Linked DNA regions of Homo sapiens: region 1 is linked to region 2. A link is a loop called in an ENCODE intact Hi-C map of the cell type or tissue named here. Cell type or tissue: HepG2. All regions are shown on one strand. Links, peaks and the distances in the headings refer to the core of each region. The heading gives the core; the rest is flanking DNA.

Region 1 (4,922 bases), core at 118-4,117, 360 kb after region 2:
TATTTATATAATTGAGGGCTCTTTTTTTAGCTCCTGCTTGCCATGTATAGTCAGTATCTTTGTAGGACACAGCTTATCTAGTTATCTCCATTGATTCATAAGAACTCATGATCTCCTTTGTTTTTTTTTTTCCTGATGCACAAGTAGAGATTTTTTGGCAATCATGTGGTTCTGTTTTGTCTTCTAAAATTATTCTCCAGAAACCAAGTATCTGGAGCAAACAGAATGTAGGCGTTTCAAATCGAGCTGAGAAGGATGCTGAACAGAAGATTGAAGAACAGAAGACTTTAGACAAAGCAAGGTAAAGTTATAAGCTCTGGTAAATATAGTTAGCTTTGAGGCTACCCAGGCAGAGAAATGGAAGTTCAAATTTTGTCCTTTTTGATTTACAAATTTTATTTTTAACATCCTTCTAGCCCAATGCTCTAAGTACTCTAAAAATAATATAATTTGCAGATATATCTGTAGTCTTATAAAAAGGTAAAACATAGTCACAGTTTATAAGATGAAACATTCTTGCTGTCAGCCTTTGTTAGACACTAAGATTATCAATACATTTTTAAGAGGTTTTCCCATGGTGTGGGCTAGGTGGGATGACACTAGAATTTAGAAACCCTAAACTTCCCCCCCACCTTTTATTTTGAAAAACTTCAAGGGTACATAGAACATTCTAATATTCTTCACCTAAATTCCCCAGTTAACATCTTGTCACATGTGCTTTCCCTCTCTCTCTCTTACACACACACACGCGTGTGTAGAGAGACTTTAAGCTTCATACTTTCCCTGTAAGTCGTTCAGCCTATATCTTCTGAGAACAAGGACATTTTCCTACATAACCACAATACCGCTATCAAACCCAAGAAATTTAACACTGATAAATTAGTATTATCTATTTTGTGGTCCATATTCAGATTTCACCAGTTATCCCAGTACAATTATGTATTTTATAGATTTAAAAAAAAATCCAGGATTCAAAGATTACCCATTGTTTGTAGTTGTCAAATCTGTTTAGTCTTCTTTAATCTAGAACTGTTCCCTTGCCTTTTGGTTGTCTGTTATGCCATTAACGTTTTTAAAGGGTCCAGGCCAGTTATTTCTGCAGTGTCCCACAACCAATTAGAGTCGTATGAAATGTTTTTGGTAAGAATACTATGTGGGCAGTGGTGTGTCCTTCCCATTGAATCACATCAGGAGGCTCATAAGGTCAGTTTGAGTCGTTATTGGTGTTGATAGGTTTGATTACTTGGTTAAGGTATATATGCTTGGTTTCACCACTGTAAAGGTGCCTCCCCAATTTGTAATTAATAGTAATCTGAAGTGGGAAATTTGGAGACTGTGTGAATATCCTCTTCACCAACTCATTTCCATGCAATGATTTGTTATCATTGATGAATCTTGATAGTTATCAGTTATCACATTGCTGGTTTCAGAATGATGATTTTTCTAATTCTGTCATTCCATCTTTATTATTTTTCTAAAGAAAAGACAGCATCACCCTCAGAGAGAATCCCAAGTTTCAATGTTTGGCATGACTGCTACATGTGCTTTTGGATATATGGAATAATAAAATTCTGTGGTCCCAAACAGTAGTTGCCAAGGTTGCTCAGCAATCTTGGGTCTGAAGATAGAAGGCAGAATATTAGCCCATTTGGGGACATTTTCTTAGCATTTGACCTGTCCCCAACAGACCTCAGGCTTTACTTAAAGATATGATCAGTTTTGAGACATTTCCCACTCTTGGACATATTCTCAGAATTTTAATTTTGTCCAAAGTTACCATGATCTTTTATTATTTTGCTCTGTGTATCAAGAGTTTTTCTTGGCACTTTGCTGTGCTTTTTCTATGCAGTAACTTTTATGAAGCACTTTGGTTTTGCTGTGTTGTGGGAGTCAAGACAACTGCAGGATGTCTGCCTCCCTCCAGAGCTCAGAACACGCAAGCACAGTCCCAGGCTTTTCTGAGGTAGAAGGCCTTGGGCAAGTTAGTTATCTGTTAAGACTCTTTCTTTATCTATGAAGTGAGGTGGTTAATACTTAGGTTATGAAGTCCTTCAGGGAATTAAAGGAGATAAATAGTGTCTGGCACTTAGAGGTTGCAGGCAGTGTCCCTGCTCTCATGCTCTGAATCCCATCTTTCTAACTCAACAGAAGAAACTGTTCTTTAAAGTCACTAGTGACATCCTCATCCACTAAATCCAGCGGCCGTTTCCCTGACACCTTCCTTGATCTCAATTATCCATTTGTAGTCTGTTCCTAACCCCTGAAAACTGTTGCTACACTGCACCAAGTTTCATATCCTTTCTCACGTGCTCTCATCCCTGCCTGTCTCTGTCTCTATTTTGCACCATTCTCTATTTTGCTCAGCACCCTCTGCTCTACTGGTCTCTCTTGAAAATGTCAAGCTCATCCTCACTTAATCTTTCCTTTTTCTGACCTGCCTTCCCTGCCCCCAGATCCTCCTGTGGTTGGCTGCTTCTTGCTGTGCAAGCCATGGCTCCGTTTTCATGTTCAGAGAGGTTTCCCCTGACTGCCCTCTCTCAGTTAGTGTCCTGCCCACTCACTCTAACCTGACACTTGTTGCTTTGTGTTCTGTTTGACTTTTAAATTTTTTCTAGTTTTCTTTTCATTAAAACAGTAAGATCCTCTGATGACCAGCTAGTTACAGTAAGAGCCCTCCAAAATAGGGGTCTTAGAAGCCTGATATGAGTGAGCCGGTCCACCATGCACTGCATTACTGCATGTCAAGGGGCCTCTCTGCTGGCATGCGTTTCTTCCCCTCACAGCTCTTCTCACAGTCTCAGGTCCTCCTTTTCATTCCTTTCTTTATTGTCCTTCTCCATCTCTAGAATGGGAACTCCCAGGAAGCTGGGACTTTTTCTTGTTCCTGTGAGTCCTCAGTGCCTAAAACAGTGCTTGGCAGGTAGGAGGTGTGCAATAAGTACTTGGTGAATGGATGTGTAAAATAAAAGAGGAATGTTTCTGACATTGTGATTAAGAGTGGTCATTCACAAGAGAACTCGCAGATCATCCACAAGAGAACTCTTTGGGGCTTCTCTTTACCATCATTAAGTATTTCCAGAATAAAGAATTGCTTACCCTCTCATGGTCTGTACCACTGAAAAATACATGTCATCAGAATTACTGTGAGCAGAGAGGCTGCTTTGTTGGAATGTTGACATTTGTTTTAAGTTGGCAGTTAAATTAAGTTGTTGGATTCTTAAGTCAGTTGATCCACTTATTCATTCATCAAATATTGATTGAGAACCTACTGTGTGCCAAGTGTTATTTTAGGCCCTGGGACCAAGTAATAAATAAGAGGACACAGGCCATGCACTCACGGAGCTTCTGTTTTCCTTGGCAGAGCAGACATGGGGCAGGGTGGTCTGAGGGTCTCCTCAGGATGGTGTGGTCTGTGCTGGTTGTGGTTGTCTTGACAGGCTGGGCCTCATGGGCAGATGGTACCTGTCAGGCAGGGAGTGTGGGGGCAACCAGGATGAACAGTTATAAGACCATTTCTAATACTTGTATTTTTTTTCTCCTAGGGAAAAATTGGAAGAAAAAGCCAAATTATATGAAAAAATGACTAAAGGAGACTTTATAGGTAAATAAAATTTGTTATTTCTACTTCATTTTCTATAATGCATACAGCCCTTTGATATTACATTACTTGTTAAAATAACTGTAGGAGTAGAGAGAAAATTTAGACGTCAAAATTTTACTTTCCATGGCTGCACAGAGACAAGAAAATCAGCAATAATTTACCAATTGTCTAGTGGGTGCCTGGCAGCATGTTAGGTGCCTGGAAGGGACAAACAAGTACTGGAAGCCAGATCCTCTGTCTCTGCCCTCAAGGCAGGGTCATCTGGTGGAGGAAAATGACACAGAACAAAGCAAAGTTAGGGAACAATGTCTGAGTAGGCCGCAATTACCTACAATTACAGCTGTGCTAAAACAGGGTGGGTTGGGCTGGGTGGAATTGTGGTTCTGTTAGGTGCTAGAGTTATGTTTCTTCTTTCCCTATTTTCCCTCTATTTTCAATTTTTTTTCTGTGCTGTGCTTATAATTGCTTTAAATCTGTTTGGGTGTAGTGGCTTACGCTTGTAATTCCAGCACTTTGGGAGGCCAAGGCAGGCAGATCACCTGATGGCAGGAGTTTGAGACCAGCCCGGGCAACATGGTGAGACTCTGTCTCTACAAAAAGTAATTTAAAAATTAGCTGGACATGGTGGTTCATGCCTATAGTCCCATTATTTAGGAGCCTGAGGCTTGAGCTCAGGACTTTGAGATTACAGTGAGCTGTTGATCATGCCACTGCATCCTCGGTGCAGTAAGCTATGATCCAGCCTGGGTGACAGAGTGTGACCCTATCTCTAAAAAAAAAACAAAAAACTCCCTTTTCTCATATCCCCCAGAAAAAACCCAATCCATAATTAGACAACAGTAGAAGAGATTTTATGAGGCAGGGAGAGTGAATATGTAATCAGGGAAGTCTTTTGGGAGAAGTTGGGCTTAGCTTTGGCAAGCTGGAGAAAGGGATCCTGCAGGGGTAGATTGGTAAGCAGACCAGCTGAGGAGGGCAGGGCCAGAGGTCAACAGAGTCACCTAGCCTAGCATGGCTGGGGCCCAGGTACAGTAGGAGAGAGGCCAGGCTGGTCCTAGGTCCCTGACCGCTTCTTCCCAGACAGCAGGGGCACTTTCCCTGTATAGCAGGAGCCTGGCACAGGAAGGTCAGACACTCAACAAAGCTAGGTACTGTGGGAGAGGTTTTGCCTTCTTCCTGAAGGGGCAGCAGGATGGCCGCCTACCAGGAGGCCTCACTAGCCTATGGCCTTATAACTCAGACATTTCCTCTCCATTTCAGGTATTTCATGGTTTTAAAAAATAAGTTTATTTCAGGCTAGGCGTGGTGGCTCATGCCTGTA
Region 2 (6,117 bases), core at 1,156-5,155:
AAAAATCATAACACAATGGCTGTTGTCAATAAGAAGGATAGTAACAGGGCCATGGCTTACTGAGGGCTTAAATGTGCAAGCAACTGACACCTAGGCTCACATCAGCTCCTTACATCTTTCCAGCAGGGGCACTGGTATCATCCCCACTTTACAGATGAAGACTGAGTCTCCAGGAGGGAGGGTCACTTGCCCACGATGACCCAGTTGCTCCAGTGGGCGAGCCAGGACTCCAGCCCATGCCTGTCTGAACAGACTCTTAGCCATGGTCACTACCAGCCATTCCTGAAGGCATCTGTCACTCCAGGGTGGACTTCTCAGTTTAAGACGGACAGGGCACTTACTGTCTGTGACCACAGAATGATGATTTGGGCTCTGAGGCTCCACCAGGGAAGTGCTGCACCGGAAGGCACTCAGCGGGGTAGAGGAGGAGGTGGATTAAAAGTGGGGCTCAGGTCCTCACCCACCTACCACACCACCCTGGCCAGAGTCTGCTTCCTGTCTCAGGGTTCAGGTGAAGGAGCCCAGAAGAGCCACTTCCTGTAAATGTTCCTCCTCTTGTAGATTTCAGGCTGGGCAGTCTGGCAGAAGACACCTGTGCTTGTTTTCTGCCAAGTCCTGGTGGTCTTGCCATCTCCCCTGTAGATCTGCTGGCCCCGCCATTCGTGAGCCCCAGAGGCCTGGATTGAGAGGCTGCCAGGGAGGCCTGGAGCGTGTCTGAGGGGTCGGCACCTTGGCGCTTGTCTGGAAGTCTCCCAGGCTTGGCCCCAGCCCACTCTTTAGACCTCTGCTTCACCTCCCTGCCATGCAGACCCCTGGCCCAGCCCAGAAAGCCCCTGGGGCTTGTCAGGAACCCGGATCAACAGAACCTGATGGGCCAGAGAGGATGCCAGCCATGCAAGGTCGCACAACAATCAGGAGGCAAAGGCCACTCTCTGCCACCTGAGAAGGATGATGGGAATTGGGCCCCTGCCCCCTGCACCCCCATCCTGAGGTTAAGTGTGAGGCCTTGGAGAGGTGCCCATCTGTGTGCCCAGTAGGGGCTGTGTGGCTCTCTCTGACCCAGCCTGCTGGCATATAATTGAAGGTCATCCTGGGGATCAGTTGGGGCCCCCAGGAACTGGCCCCAGGCTGGCTGGCTAGCTGGGGTCCTCTGCACACGGATGTCCCCCTCCTCTACCCAAGGTCTTAACCTGAGAGACCCCTCTCCCTGCTGAAGGTGTAAGGGGGTGGCATCTTCTTCCTACACAAGAGGGCGGTACCCAGATCCCTGACTGTGGAAGAGGGAGTGTGGTTCATGAGAGAGCCCAGGCCAGGTAAGAAAGGCCCCAAATGTTTACGAGCACTGGCCTTGTGTCAGGGACCCAGCTGGCACAGGGTAGAAGGCCCCACTCACAGTGTCCCCATCATCAACACCCACCCCTACCCCACACACAGTGTCCTCACCACCAACACCCACCCCCACCCCGTACACAGTGTCCTCACCACCAACATGGGGCACCAGCAGGTGCACTTGTTAATGAGTGAACTACCTTGACACATCATCATCACCCCGACTCCATAGTCTATGTGAGGCTCACTCTTGGTGTTGCACATTCTATAGGTTTGAGCAAATGTATCATAACGTGTCTGCCATGACTAGATCATACTAGGTAGTTTCACTACCCTAAAATTCCTCTGGGCTTCACCTATTCTCTTTTTTCACTTTGTTTCTTCGTTTTCAGAATGAAAACAACTTTACTGATTTTAAAATCATGCATGCGCTTAATAGCACCCTCCTATTCCCCAGACAACCACTGCTGAGAGTGTGGGGTATGTTTCCTTTCAGGTGTTTTCTGTCTGTATCAACATAGCCCACCCAGAGTATATAAGGAGTACCCAAGAGTCCATAGGAGCTAATATTGGGAATTGGCATTGACTGAGTGCCTACTATGTGCTTGACCTCACTGGACATTAAAATTTTTTTTTTTTCTGAGACAAGATCTCACTCTGTCACCCAGGCTGCAATGCTGTGTGGCACGATCATAGCTCACTGCAGCCTTGAACTGAGCTCAAGCGATCCTCTCACCTCAGCCTCCTCAGTAGCTGGGACCACAGGTGCACACCACTGTGCCCTGCTAATTTTTTTTTTTTTCTGGTAGGGACAGGGTCTCTCTGTGTTGCCCAGGCTCGATCTCCTGGCCTCAAGCGATCCTTCCACCTTGGCCGCCCAAAGCGCTGGGATTACAGGCGTGAGTCACTCCACCTGTCAAACCTCACTGGACATTTAACACTCACAGCAACACTGTGCGGTGGCCACCATCTCTGCCTCCGTTTCACAGATGAGAAAACTTAAGGCTCAGAGAGTTGAAGGTCCTTGCCCAAGGTCCCAGGAATAGAAAGTGTCAGAGCTGTTTCTAATCAAGTGACAAAGAAAGAGTCAAGGCTGGAATTTGAGTCAAGTTAGCTCTGACTCTGCACTTGGAAAAGCAGAAAGCATCTTGACGTGAGGAATTCTCTCCTACCCCAACCGTGGGGACGGAGGTTCTGAGCCAACATGGAAAGGGCCTGAAGAAACAGCTTGCTGGGTGGCGGGCCCTTGGAAGATGGAGTGGGAAACCTCAGCACCCTGCGGGTGCCCTTCTCAATCCTGGCTCTTAAGACCCAGGAGCCTGAGCCTGGGAGAGAGGAGGTGATCTCTTTTCCTCAGCCTGTGTCTGTAGGACTCACATCAGCAGAAAGTACACACCCACTCAGAGGAACACACTGCCACATTCCACACACTCACATGTGCACACCCTACCCCTCATGACAGCCAAGCTCTCTCCTGTCCACTCTCCCATTTCCGCCTCATATCCGGGCCACCTCCTCCAGTTGCCTACATTGCGCACTGCACAGTTGCAAGGGGATCAGTCACATGGACTGCAATGTGAATGGCACCCCCTGGAGTTGTGTGACACTGCTCACGTTGAGCGGGGAGACTTGGCTTATTTTACACTTGGCAGAAACTGATGCTCAGAGACAGCCAGTGACTTACCCACTGGTCAAAGAGTGCGTCAGTGCTTGGAACAAAAATCTGTCATCTTTTATCTCCCTTCCCCCATGCCTTTCAAAAAGAATTATTTCTAAAACTTTGATATGTTTTAAAAACAAATTGTTGTTAAACTTCTATCTAGTTGTTTTTGAGGAGGTTCCATACAAAATCTTAAGGGTACCAAAGAGCATAAAAAGAAAGTCATTCCCCTCCCACCTGTGAGCCCGGGACACCGGTTCCTTTGCCCAGAGGCAGCCGCTGCTGCTGGTTGTCGTGTGTCTGGTCCAGAGACACTCTAAACATCGTTTACACAAATGGGAGCGTGTGATGCTGCCCGCACCCCAGTGAGGGCTTTGTATGCCCTGCACCGTGCCGGAACCTTGCAGCCGCCTGACTCTGTTTTACTGTCCACAGGATTCCCTTACATGGAGGCCCCGCTGGCTATTTCGCAACACCCACTGGCATTCACTTAGGGCGCTCTGATCTCTCGCTGAAGCAAACCATGCTGGTGAACTCCCTTGCCTGTGTGTCATTTCACATGTCGGAAAAATCACCTGAAAGGTAAAGTCTTCATTTCTTTTAGACCTAAATATTTCATTTTTGAAACAAACTGAAATGGCATAAAAGGACATATAATAAAGTAAAAGAGAAGGTCCGAGTTGCCCCCACCCCTATTGATTCTACTCCCTGAAAGTGGCCACTGTTTCATCTCATATTATTTCACAGTTGCTTATGGGGCTTAAGATATGTGGTTGATTTGCAAAAATGGCCGTAGGCCTTTCCCGGGGCCAGCTTGGTGGAGACGGCAATCCAGGAGTTCCCTGCATTGGGAATGGTGGTGGGATCAAGCATGTGGAAGCTTCCTGAAATCTGGAGTGAACCTCTCAACTCCAGCCCTCTCACCATGCCCATTCCCAGCAAAACTACAGTCCCTTTGTCCCTCCCAGCCTGACCCCTTCTGCCAACACCAGGGGCCAAGGGTGGGAACCTAGGGTCTCCACAGAGGTGAGCAGACAGGGCTAGGAGCTCAAGGCACAGGGGAAGGCTGTCCGCCTGCCCAGTCAGTGTGCAGAGGGTAAATAATTCCCAAGTGTGTCTTAGGGAGAAAAGATAGTCACCAGTGACTCTACCTCACCACCTCTCACCTGCTTCATTGGGTCACTTCTTTACCCAACACCCTTTTATTGAGCACCAACTGCATGCCTGGTACTAAGTGCCAGGCATACATCCAGGGCAAAACCAACAAATTCTCTGAGAGTTACATGTTCATTGGATGAGACAGAAAATAAGCAAATAAGACCATGAATATATACTATGTCAGGAAGTAGTATGTTCTCAGGAAAAAAGCAAAGCAGAATAAACAGGAGGTCAGGGAGAAGAGGGTGGCCGAGGAAGACCCATAAGAGGAGGAGACACGAGCACAGGTGAGTGATGACTAGGAGTGAGCCCTGCAGACAATGGGAGAAGGCTTTCTAGGCCAGGGGAACCCCACACACAAAGGCCTGGAGACAGGAGAGTGCAGCTATGCTGGAGGGGCAGCCAGGGGACCCACATGGCTGGAGCAGTGGGGTAGAGGGGTGGCGGGGAATGGTGGGAATGAGAACAGAGGTACCACCTGTCACCCTAATCCCCTATCCAGTCCTCAGCACCCCACTCCCAGCATCCACAAAACCACCCTCTGCCTTCTCCTTCCTTCTGCCCACCCTGAGGAAAAGGCATCTCTCCTCTTGCTCAGGGCGGGTTCCCTCTCTCCTCTGGGCTGAGTCCCTTCTCATCTTTCCTGCCACCGCAGATGCAGACGCTGGCTCCAGCTGCAGAGCCTTGGCCTCTGCTGTCGCCGCTCCTTCTGGGTCCTCCACACCCCTTTCCACCTACCTGGCTCCTGTTCAGCTTTTCAGATCCAGGCTAGGACCTGCATCCCCACAAAAGCCCTCCCTGCTGCCCAGGCTGGGCCAGCGGCTCCCTGGCTCCTCAACCACCTGCACTTTCCCTTTTCCACTTCTGACTGTTTGACAAGGCAATGAGCTCCTGGGGTCAGAGAAGTGCTCAATTCCCCTGTGTGTCCCCAGCTCAGAGCTTAGGGTTTGGCCAGATGTGCAGGCGACACTCCTGTGGCTTCAGGCTGAGGCCTCAGGCTCCCCAGAGCCTTTTGGCACCCTGTCTCCCTGCTCATCCCCTTGCTTGTCCTGCTACCCCAGGGACAATTGTGTCTTAACCACATTGACCTACTTGCTGCCCACAAAACTGATCTGGTGCTTCCTGTCCCTCCCCCTGGCCCTGAACTGCTACCACCACTCTCATCTTCCTAACCAAAATCTCCTCCATCAAAACCCAACTCCAGCCTACCTGGATGGGGGCAGAGGAAGACACGCCAGACAGGAAGGCCAGCGAGGCATATTCACTGTGTGACCTCCAGCACCTCCTCTTGTCTGGGTGACCCTCAGCTTCCTAGTCCACAGCCTGAGGATGCAGCGGTCCCCAGAGCACAGGGTGGGGGTGAGCGGCAGATGGCAAGACCCTGTCCTGGCTCCTCCCCTTGGCTTTGGGCTCCCTGAGATGCTGTAGTCATCTCTGGATCCCTCCCAGTGCCCAGAACTTAGAAGCTTCTCAGCAAATATTTATGAAATGTATGAGGACACCATACTTTATCGTTTACATTGGCACACACGTTATTGTGCTCTGTCCTTGCTGGCATCCCTCCATTACAGGCCTGCAAGCCCAGGTTGCTGGACTGAGTGGGCAGGGGATTGGTCATGAGCTTCAGAAAGAGCCCTACCAGACATTCAGGGAGGTTGTGGAACCCACCCAAGGCCACACAGTCAACAAATCACAGAGCCAGCCCTGGACCCCGCGCTCTGCAGAATCCAGGTCCTGTGCACATCACCTCCGTCCTCCCTGTGACTCTGCAAGGTGGGCCCTCTCGCTCTTTCCTTTGGCCTTTTGTTATTTCTGAGGGCTACAGATCCTGGAACTGCAGCCGTGATGGGAAGAACAGGACACAGGGTGCCCAGCAGGAAATGCCAGGCACTGAATGGAAGGTGGGGGCTGAGGAGCAGTTGGCACCTCTGTGCCACAATGCACCCCTGAAGGGTGGAGTTGCTTAGAGA

Evidence for each region. Peaks named below come from ENCODE experiments on the same cell type or tissue, not always from the same donor. Only the 100,000 strongest peaks of a DNase experiment are listed, where the experiment ranks them.
Region 1: a loop joins it to region 2, with 13 times the contacts of the local background. A loop is called at or near these places in 1 of 110 quality-filtered maps.

The regions. Positions count from the first base shown.
Region 1 is chr3:14,655,329-14,660,250 of GRCh38, forward strand. CCDC174 (coiled-coil domain containing 174) reads left to right here. Exons shown (of 11, transcript NM_016474.5): 3 at 201-301; 4 at 3,543-3,601. LOC124906215 (a long non-coding RNA gene) reads right to left here. Exons shown (of 3, transcript XR_007095827.1): 2 at 3,763-3,862; 3 at 3,384-3,462. Among named protein-coding and RNA genes, the nearest start is that of CCDC174, 6.0 kb to the left of the region's middle. In HepG2, for the core only: no CTCF peak of the experiment used is centred there; no DNase peak of the experiment used is centred there.
Region 2 is chr3:14,298,348-14,304,464 of GRCh38, forward strand. No RefSeq gene overlaps it. Among named protein-coding and RNA genes, the nearest start is that of LINC01267, 51 kb to the right of the region's middle. RefSeq lists an enhancer at 1-120. In HepG2, for the core only: no CTCF peak of the experiment used is centred there; a DNase peak (open chromatin) is centred at 3,454; H3K27me3 peaks cover 1,474 bases.